2 separate regions of the Mus musculus genome follow, and region 2 is linked to region 1. Evidence: chromatin loops called from intact Hi-C (ENCODE). Cell type or tissue: left cerebral cortex. All regions are shown on one strand. Links, peaks and the distances in the headings refer to the core of each region. The heading gives the core; the rest is flanking DNA.

Evidence for each region. Hi-C counts contacts between places; a loop is a spot of excess contacts. Peaks named below come from ENCODE experiments on the same cell type or tissue, not always from the same donor. Only the 100,000 strongest peaks of a DNase experiment are listed, where the experiment ranks them.
Region 2: a loop joins it to region 1, with 2.0 times the contacts of the local background. A loop is called at or near these places in 9 of 42 quality-filtered maps.

Annotation. Positions count from the first base shown.
Region 1 is chr3:104,217,563-104,222,944 of GRCm38, reverse strand. It overlaps Magi3 (membrane associated guanylate kinase, WW and PDZ domain containing 3), which reads left to right and starts at 2,539. Exons shown (of 21, transcript NM_001159354.1): 1 at 2,539-3,300. The coding sequence starts at 2,979. In left cerebral cortex, for the core only: a CTCF peak has its summit at 2,045; DNase peaks (open chromatin) are centred at 2,393, 3,297 and 3,798; H3K4me3 peaks cover 3,342 bases; H3K27ac peaks cover 2,055 bases.
Region 2 is chr3:104,092,389-104,097,770 of GRCm38, reverse strand. Magi3 (membrane associated guanylate kinase, WW and PDZ domain containing 3) reads left to right here. Exons shown (of 21, transcript NM_001159354.1): 3 at 2,587-2,706. Among named protein-coding and RNA genes, the nearest start is that of Magi3, 130 kb to the left of the region's middle. In left cerebral cortex, for the core only: a CTCF peak has its summit at 2,923 (motif pointing left); a DNase peak (open chromatin) is centred at 2,924.

The DNA.
Region 1 (5,382 bases), core at 53-5,052:
CTATGCTGTCTATGTGGAGTGCTTGACTCATCTGCAGACAAGTCTCACCACAACTCAGTGAAGTATTGTTGTCATACCTGTTTTGTGTATGGGGAAATGGAGGTTAGGTGACAACAAGCAGCTTGCTAGGAAATGGAAAAGCTGGTATGTGAGCCTGGCTCTGAAGCTAAGGCTCCCTAATGACTGCAGTTTTCTGCCTGAGAATCAATTCATGGTTAAGACACTGGGCAGATGTTAGATGACTTAAAAAAAAAAAAGAAAAAAGAAAAAGAAAAAAGACACACAGCAGGCAGACATTGTTGGGTGACTACTTAACAACTATTCTCTCCTCCTCCCTTAAAGAGGACCTCTGCTTTGTTTGAAGGTGACTTATGATCAAGTTAGTGGAATGCTAGTAATTGCATTTTCTTTTGCCAGTGACTGGTCTAAGGTGGTCATGGCTCCATTTTTCTAGCCTACCACAGTGGCCACAAGCTAGGTAGGATTTTTCTCTTTCATCAAATTTGGACTAACATTTTCTTACCCTTCTTTCTTGCTTCATATAATGACCTTTGAGGATGTGATGTCTGGAGCTATGACAACCTTGTAATTAATAGGTGACAGGCTTGGAGACAAAAGTTCATATGGATATGATGTGGAAGAGTAAACACAAAGAGCTCCGGACCTTGATAATAGACTGTCCAACTAGTCCTCAAACTACCACACTTAAACTTTATGTTAAAGATGTAATAAATGACAGTGTGCTCTAAGCTATTATTTGTCAGATGTTTTGTTCCTTGTTGCCAGAGCCATTCTAAACAGATACAGTTTAGGCAGAGCATTGTGTTTCAGTCTCAGCAAAAATAGAAGATGTGAAGGCAATCGAGTATTCATTCAGGAATTTATTAGTATTAACTAGTTGTCCATAAAACAAGTTAAATTTTTTTTTAAATTTCAGATGTTGGTCTATTTGAATGATCCACATGATGCCTGTGAAAAGTATTTACTCCATTGGGTTCCAGACGCTGGGCTTTCTCTACCCCCATCATAAGTGTGAAGGCCATCTGGCTTCCAATCCACTTGGCCAGAGGGAGCCTCAGCAGGATGGAGGGTGGTATTAAAGAAATGTAGTTTCTCTCTTGGGTGACTGCTCAGCAGACAATCAAGGACTGAAGGTTACAGTCTGGCAATCTCTCCATCAGGGTGTAGATAAAGGTCCTGTCTCTGCCTGGCAGGTCCCAAGCCTGCAGCTCCAGGGCTCCACTTCCCTTATTGTTTCTTGAGTCCAGCCCACATTTAGTGTTTTTATTTCCCCAGTTCAATGGTGTGAAGGAAATCACTGTAGCTGTCTGAAGCTTGATCTAGTTTGTAGAGCTCCTCGGAGTTTAAAATAAGGGCTATCATTAAAGGGAGTCAGAAGACATGCCCTGTCACAAAAGTGAGACAAGTGCCCCAGTTCAGAGAAAACACTTTCCAAGAAATACTGGACGACTATTTGGATGAGGTGAAACATTTACGAACAGAGGGCATTCCAAAGACGAGAAAGCACGCGTTCAATGAAGGAAGAAAAAAAGCTTAAGTGTTTCTGAAAAATTAGAGCTGGGAGAGATCTGAGGTCTCCCTTGTTCTGAGTCACTTCTTCCACCTTCTTACAAACAAGCAGACGCGAAGCAGAGATCTGGTCAAGGTCAAGCCACCAGTGTCAGGACTTAGCTCCGCAGGCACCAGGTTGTTTTTTAATCCATCTCCTTCCCGCTTTCCTCAAATGATCTTCTAGTCAGTCTCTCTCGCTAAGCTGCAGTCTCCTCGAGAGCAGGATCACTGTTTTCTTCATTCTTGGAGTTCAGTAGCTAGTGTAATTAATGATCTTCACTCTCAGCTTGTTTCCGACAGGCTGTCTAACTTGCCCGAGATCACACAGCATTCGAGCACTGGACTGTATTTTACCCTCAATTAACAGGATTTCGCCAATGGATCATTTAAGAACATTCATTGAACGAATTAACAAATTCAAACCCGTAGAATCCGTTTCAGCCTTAACAGGCCCATTTAGTGGCTCCACCGTTCGGAGTAGCTGGGCACTGGACTCCCAGGATCCAGGCAAAGCACTCCCAGGATCGCCTTCGGGCTCCAGCTCCGAGGCCCCGCCCCCTGCCCAGCTGGGCACGCCCCACCTTGGGGACCAGGGTCCTTTCAGTGTTTGAGTTTCCCTTGGCTCCAGCCCCTGGCTGGAGGGCCTCTCCCCTCTAGGCGACCTGTGCCCGCTCCCAGACCAACCCTCTCTTTTCCCTCCCCCTTCTCCCTCCCTCACACTCTAAACTTCTTTTTTCCTCCCTCTCTAAACTTCAGTCATTCTAGTGCCCGCCTCCTCTACTTAGACCACCCAATCAGAAATCAGCATGCCCGCCGAGGGCCGCCCCCAGCTGCCAGAACCCAATCCACGGTGCGGAGCCGAGAACTGGGCGGGTCCTCCGGAGCAGAGCTGGTGACGGCAACGCGCCGGGCGCTGCGCTGCGGGAGGGGGCGGGGCCGGGCCGGCGAGGGCGGGGGAGGGGCCGAGCGGGGAGGAGGTTGCGGCGGGTTTGAAAGCGCCAGTTTCCTGGCAGCTGGGGCAGGCGTTGGTCTCGGCGCTCCGGCTCCGCAGCAGCCGCGCTCCAGCGAGCGACTAAGCTCGGTGCGCGCGTACCGATACGAGCCTCGGTTCCAGCCGCTCCCTCAGCTCCCGCCCCTTTGCCTCAGCCTTTCCCGCCGCGCGGGCGCCGAGTCCCGGCCGTCGGCGCTGACCCCGCCCGGAGACCCCGCCGGCGCCGCCCGCGGGGCGCGCGCTCCCTCCGGCTCTCCTCAGCGGCCCGCGAGAGGGGCGGCTCGCGGCGGCGCGCGGCCGGCGGGCTGAGGCGGGGGGTCGACGGCGGCGCCCCTCTGGCCGGGCTGTGCGCGGGGCCCGGAGCGGCACCGCGGCCGCCCGCGCGGGGGCTCCCCATGGTGCAGCGGAGGTCGGGATGTCGAAGACGTTGAAGAAGAAGAAGCACTGGCTCAGCAAGGTGCAGGAGTGTGCGGTATCCTGGGCCGGGCCCCCGGGCGACTTGGGCGCCGAGATCCGCGGCGGCGCCGAGCGCGGCGAGTTCCCTTACCTGGGGCGGCTCCGCGACGAGGCTGGCGGCGGCGGAGGCACCTGCTGCGTGGTCTCGGGCAAGGCGCCCAGTCCGGGCGATGTGCTGTTGGAGGTGAACGGGACGCCGGTCAGTGGGCTCACCAACCGGGACACTCTGGCTGTCATCCGCCACTTCCGCGAGCCCATCCGTCTGAAGACGGTGAAGCCAGGTGTGTGGTCGCCTTGGGGACCCGGGTCCTGGTCCGACTCCCCGGGGAGGAGGGGGGAGGGGGCGGCGCCGGGGTTTCCCATTTTGCGGCTAGTAAAACTGAGCTCGGGTGAACCGACAGCTGTGTAGGCTGTCAGGGAATTGGCACTAGGAGCTGGCTTTCCTAATCCAGCTCGGTCTCCCACCGCATCAAGAGTTTTTATTTTTATTTTTATTTGCCTAGAGAAGAGCCATCTCTTTTCTTCTCCCCTTTGTGGAAACAGTCCTATGATGATAATCTTTTCTTTGGAACGTATTTGCGTCTTCTAACGGGGAGAAAGGGCTTTACTATGGAGACTCGGCGCCGGATCGAGGGCCGAGGTTACCACTGAAAGCTCCTGGGAGGGCTCAGCTGGCCCAGTGCGTCGTGCACGACCGCAGACGTCTGGGAGCTGACAGTCCCACTCTGTGGGTCTAGGTGGCTCAGGTGTCTGAGTCCCAGTGAGGTACAGTGTGTGGTATGAGGCAGTGGAGCTGTTGTGTCGTCTGGATTTGGAAGGAGGACCCAGGTGCCCAGCCGAGCAAATGCCTTTGTAAAGCTTTCAAATCTACAGTATTTGTTGAAGCGCAGGGTAAAAAAAAGAACCCCTTGGTGCCCTGGTGTCTTTGATGCTCGTAAAATGTGCTGCAAAGCATGTTACGCTTATGGCATACTCCCTAGCTGGAAAGCATTGATCAGACTGCGCAGTCTGGTCTGGTAGTATGTAGTAAGTTTTCTTACGAATTTGTAAGAGAAAACACTGTTGGACCTTTCGGTATTGGTAAAATATGGTTCTGGCTTCTGAGGTGGTTGTAGACATGGGCATCGTGATTAATCATTGTTACTAGAAATCAAATTGTTTCTGCTGAACGTAGATACGGTACATCTGAACATATGGGGCTGCCAAACTGACTTGGGCTAGATTTTGGTCTTCCCCGTTCACTACAAAATGCTAGAAATTTCTAGAAATTTTAACACGTTCTCTCTCCCTCTCCTCCTCTTCCCTCCCCCCACTTCTTCCTCCTCCCTCCCTCGATCTCCCTCTTCCTCATCTTCAGCTCACTTTAGGACTGCCTCTTAAGTAGTCCTTGAGCTAATTGCAACTGATGGTTTGATGCAATATCCATGTGTTGTGGGTATGTGACATAATCTTACTAGTTTACATGAAGGTACTTTTCATATAATCTATTCTATGATACTATTAAGATTTGTGTGTTTATGGGTTTTTCTTACTGTTAATCTTTAGAACTTTGTCAAACTATAAATACCCTTTCTGTGTTTTTGAGGATTGTAAGATTCTTAACTCTTAACTTTTAGAACTATATGTAAAGGGTGGAGGGAACACTTTTGGGGCTGTAATTCGGTGTGTTGGTTACTGTTTATAATATTCAAAATACTATACATTTACTAGCCCAGGTAGGACTTAGGTCATAGGTTCTCAACCTGTGGGTCTCAACCCCTTTGGGGGTTGTGTATCAATTATCTTGCATATCAGATATTTATATTATGGTTCATTGCAGTAGCAAAATTACAGTTATGAAGTAGCAATGAAATAATGTTATGTTTGGGGGTCACTACAACATGAGGAACTGTATTAAAGGGTCACAGCATTAGGGAGGTTGAGAACCTTTGACTTAGATGAAATCCCATGAGCCAGCAGATAATGAGAATATGTGCATCATTGCTCTGTTTTGTTTTGATCAGTTGGGGCATTACTGAAGGAATAACAGTCATAAAGTTGTTGAGGAAGTTGTTATATTCCAAATCACTGTGGTTTGTTTAATAGATGAGAGGGTTGGCTCTTTAATAAACACCAATCTGTTATATACCTTTCGCATAAAATTGGAGAAAATACTTCAGGGTTTAAAGTGCTATACAGTAGTATTAGTTAACTGTATTGATAAAATCTTCCCTGCCCCAGAATATAGTCAGCATTTTGTATTAATAAAATTTTGCCTTCTTGTCATCCAAAGACACTGTCCTGCTTTAAATATTAAGTGAAAATAAAGGGAATAACTGGTGTCAGTGCTGCACTACAGCTTATTAGTAGCAGTTTTGAATGTT
Region 2 (5,382 bases), core at 97-5,096, 130 kb after region 1:
CCCACTATAAATATTGACCCCCCCAGTCTTAAAATATTAGTGAACCTAATTCAGTTAAAATGATAATATGTAATGAATAGGTGGGATTTATGCCAGCAATAAAAATATAGTTTAACCTGTGAATCAATACATGTACATAAACATCTCAGTTAATACAGAGAAAATATTTCACAAAATTTAATATTCTATTATGATTTTAAAAACCATACTCATCAGATTAGGAATATAAGGAAAGGAAACTACCTCAGTATAATAAAGAATGTATCTGAAAAGCCCACATAACACCACAGTCAGCAGTAAGCTTTTTCATAGAAGAGGCAACATGTGAGGGAGTTTACTTGCTGCTATACTGTTAACTCAGTACTTAGAATTCTAGCCAGAATAATCAAGCAACAAAAAGAAGTACGATGACTTTTGGGAGTGGTTCTCTGCATCCACCTTGAGGTTTGGAGAACATACTTAAGTCATCAGGCTTGAGTGGGGAGTGCTTTTATCCACTGAGCCTTCTCACTTGGCCTAGATAACTTCCCCAATTGAAAAGTTTTGTGCACCAGGTTTTGATCATATTTACTCCTCTCTCTTACCTCTTAAGCAGATTTATCCTCACCTCCTTTCTCTGCTCACCCAATTTTGTATCTTTTTCCCCCCATCAAGGTCAATTTGTGCTGCACAAATATTCTTGGATGTATGGTATTTCCCTGGAGTACTGTCAGCTTACCAGGGGTTACATGCTAAGAAAATGGTTCTCAACCTGTGGGCCATGACCCAAAGAGGGGGGGGGGGTCCGCACATCAGATATCCTGCACATCATAGTTATGGTTGGTAGTCACCACAATATGATAAACTGTATTAAATGATTGTAGCTTTAGAAAGATTGAGTTAAACAAAGTAGAGATTAGCTTTGAACATAGAAAATTTCTTATTAAGTGATTGGGGCAAAGATAGAATTCTAATGTGCCGAGGAGAAAATGAGAGGAGGTAGAAACTGAGGTAACAGACCTCTTTTCTTTGTAAAAAGGAAAAATACATTATGTAACTTGCACACAAAAAATGTAGAGAGAATATCAAGAAACTAAAGACATTTTTTGAGATAATAAAAACAAAAGGGTAAGAGAAAAAAGGATTGATTTTTTTTTTTTAATCTTTATGGGAAAAAGCTAGAGTTTATAGTAATTTGTGATGAGAATTACCACTAAAGCCATTTTCTTAGCAATATATGTTTTGGAATCCTATAACATACATGTCTATTAGTAGGAAGGATTATCTTGTCCTGCACCACTTTGTAGAAAGATAGTGAATCCCAGATAAGTTAAAAGGCTTTTCTAAATCAGACCGTAGACTATAATAATTTCAGACTAAAGGGAAGTTCTTCCTGCCCCTTTGGTTGGTGCTGTTCTTATGGTATTATTTACAAAATGATTTGCCTATGAATTGAATTTTATATAGACATTATATTTTATAGGAGAGTTCATTTGCACATCCTGTTAGGCTTTGCTACGTAACAAATTGTCTTAAAATTCTGTGGCTTAAAATAGCCATCATGTGCTGTTTGCCATGGCTTTGTGAGTTGTCTGGGTTTAGCTGGATCACTTGTGTGACAGTCAGTGACAGCTTGACTGGGAGGAGAAGCAGGATGGCTCCACCCTTATGTCTGGGAGCCTGGTGCTGTTTGTTGGCTGGAGCTCTCACTACTCAAGGGTCGAGACGACATTCCTTGCATAGTAACAAGAACATTCTAGAAGGATGGGAGATGGAAATATAGACTTCAAAACTTGCACAGCATGCTTACCACTGAATTAATAAAAGAATTAAAATAATTAGGCTGAAGGGAGCAGGTCCACCTTTTAATGAAAAGAGGTGTATGTATTTGTAACCATGGAATTTCCCACTTAAATAGAAAATTTTAAGATGTAATTTTAACTATTCAACTTCCTAGCAACTTTCTACTTAATATAAAGCAAAAAGGCTGCTGATTGTAGGAATCTTAGTTCAGCATATGAGAAACAAAATTTTTGATAATCAAAATAATTATACTAAAAGAAGAAACTATATGTTGAAACATTTGTATCCTTTTTTTTTGTATGCTCTAAAACAAAAATGCTGTATTCAGTAAATCACTGCACAGAATGTTGATGTAGCTATAATTTTCTCAGCCTATTATTTTTATCATCATCATCATCATCTTTCTGGATCAGTTTTTCATGTGCATGCTTGCTCTCTTGCTTTCTCACTCTCTCTTTTCTCTCTCTCTCGCTCTTATACACTTATACACACACACACACACACACACACACACACACAATTAAAAGTTTTAAAATAAAATCTTTTAAAAAAAAAAACTGTATGCCAGGAAATTAAGTCCTTAGTAGTACTAAACTTACTGTAGAGTTTTTATAGATATGGATTTTATTACTATTTTATTCAAGTGTATTTCTCCTATAGTTATTATGATACTTTAATACATCAGATACAATGTATTAAATAACTTGTCTTCCTTGTAGTCTTCTTAGACTGAACTTTATAGCATTCTGAGTACTTGTATTTTAAAAAGTATTTTACAAGTATTTTTTTTTCTTCTCTCCTTAGGCACTACAAGGGCTCCCAGGGATGGGGAAGTCCCAGGGGTGGATTATAACTTCATTTCTGTTGAACAATTCAAGGCACTGGAAGAAAGCGGAGCATTGTTAGAAAGTGGAACGTATGATGGTATGTCCCCAAATATGAAAACTACCTCCAGATAACCAGAATCATTTCAGAGGGAATTTCATCAGTAAATTCAATTTTTAAAAAGTTATTTGGAAGGACTAGGGGGATGGATTAACATTTAAGAACACTGGCTGATCCTTCCTCCAAAAGACTTGCTTCTGATTTCTGATGTTTAGCAGCTGTTAAACTTCAATTACACGGGATCCAGTGCCCTCTTCAGACCTCTGTGGGCACTGCACACATATGGTACACAAATATACATGAGGCAAAATAACTGTATGCATAAAATAAAGTTGCCAGGCAGTGGTGGCTCATGCCTTTAATGCCAGCACTTGAGAGGCAGAGGCAGGCAGATTTCTGAGTCTGAAGCCAGCCTGGTCTACAGAGTGAGTTCCAGGACAGCTAGGGCTACACAGAGAAATCCTGTCTCGAAAAACAAACAAAAATAAAAAATAAAAAAGTAAAAATAAAATAGAATAAGTCTTAAGACATTATTTGAAAATGTGATTTTCTTTTGATTAGGGAATTCCTAATTTAACAATTAGATGGAATTAGACAATAACCAAAAGCATTACATTACATTAAAAAATTCATTGTGAACAATAAACTGAAAATTAACCAAACTGGCAAGTTTACATATTTCAAAACAACTCACCATCATCATCTAAACCCAACAAGTGCTTGTTGATGGCTTTCTGTCCATGGCTGGAAGTCTAAAGTCCATAAACATTGAAAAGCCTGTGTGTACCTTAAAATCTTGCAGAAAAGGAAGTATAGATTGAGGGATAGCATCAGTAATTGATTTTCATATCTGTTTCCTGTACCCATTTGTTTCCCTGAAGTACAAACTGAAGATCAGTTTCAATTCTTAAATGATTCCATGTTATGTACTTTAAAAAAAAAAAAAAAAAAGAACACACTTTTCTCTTGGCAAGCTTATCCACTCCCATAGCACCTTAAATTTTTTCATCGTGTCTTTTTCTGCTTTTATAAGGATGCCTTTCACAACTTCTGTGTAGTAAAGATAATGCCTTTCTTACTTTATGCTGTCTTCAATGTATAGAGATGATGTTCAGTAAAGACCCTTGAATGCATCTCATTTACATGCATGCTTGTGCATGAGTGCAAATATTTGTTTCACTTCAGTTACCACACGTGGTCATTTCTTCCTGATAGCCACTTCCATGGTTTTCTTCTCACTGCCACATTGTAGGTCCTTTATTGAGTTCATTATAACATTGTAGGTCCTTTATTGAGTTCATTATAACATTGTAGGTCCTTTATTGAGTTCATTGTAACATTGTAGGGCCTTTATTGAGTTCATTGTAACATTGTAGGGCCTTTATTGAGTTCATTGTAACATTGTAGGGCCTTTATTGAGTTCATTGTAACATTGTAGGTCCTTTATTGAGTTCATTGTAACATTCTAGGGCCTTTATTGAGTTCATTGTAACATTGTAGGGCCTTTATTGAGTTCATTGTAACATTGTAGGGCCTTTATTGAGTTCCTCACAACATTGTAAGTCCTTTATTGAGTTCATCATAACATTGCAGGGCTTTTTTTTTTTTTTTTTTTTTTTTTTTTTTTTTTTTTTTGAGACAGCGTTTCTCTGTGTAGCCTTGGCTGTCCTGGAACTCACTTTGTAGACCAGGCTGGCCTCAAACTCAGAAATCCTCCTGCCTCTGCCTCCCGAGTGCTGGGATTAAAGGCATGCGGCTGTAGGGCCTTTATTGAGTTTGTCATAACATTGTAGGGCCTTTGTTGAGTTTGTCATAACATTGTAGGTCCTTTATTGAGTTCATTATAACATTGTAGGGCCCTTATTGAGTTCATTATAACATTGTAGCTCCTTTATTGAGTTTATTATAACATTGTAGGGCCCTTATTGAGTTCATTATAACATTGTAGGGCCTTTATTGAGTTCATCATACTATTGCAGTTGGTCTCCCCCTCTCTAGCCCCGCTTCAGTGTCTTGCTTTGTTAGTTCCATCCTGCCCCTTGCTACAGTACTGGGCTTCCTCAGGCTCAGCTCTGATACTTCCGATCACATCCCTTTCTTATTCAGAACGTTGAGTCATTTCCTTCCTGCCTATAAACTTTGACCTACTTTTTCTGGCCTCAGCTCACATGAATCATCCATTCATTTAAAAATTGATTAGATCATGTTTTATTTATTCAGCAACCACTTGACAAGTACGTACTATATGCCAAGTCTTGTAAGAGACCCAGGAATACTGTGGTGAACAAGATCAAAATGCTATTGCTTTAATAAATTCTGTATTTTAGTAGGGAAGGTCGTGAAAATTAAATTAAGAATAAACTGAGATGCTACAAAGGAAACAAAACAACAAATTTAGAGAAAAACAATAGGAATATAATTTTTGCCAAGTGAAGACATCTCAAAGGGATGGACAAGCTAATTTGTTTTCACCTTTTTTCATATAACGTTTTTATGGGAACATCTATGGGAATTTCACATCATGTACCTGACCATACGCAGTCCATCTATGTGTGCCCCTCCACCCTGTGACATCCCCCCAAAAGTAAAAATTAAAATAAATAAATAACCCCAAGTCCAGTAAAGATCTGGCCTGCTTCATGAATTCTGCGTCATCCTTGCACGGGGCCATGCTAATCTCTGTGCGGCTACAGTTTCAGTCTGTGTGCTGCCGAG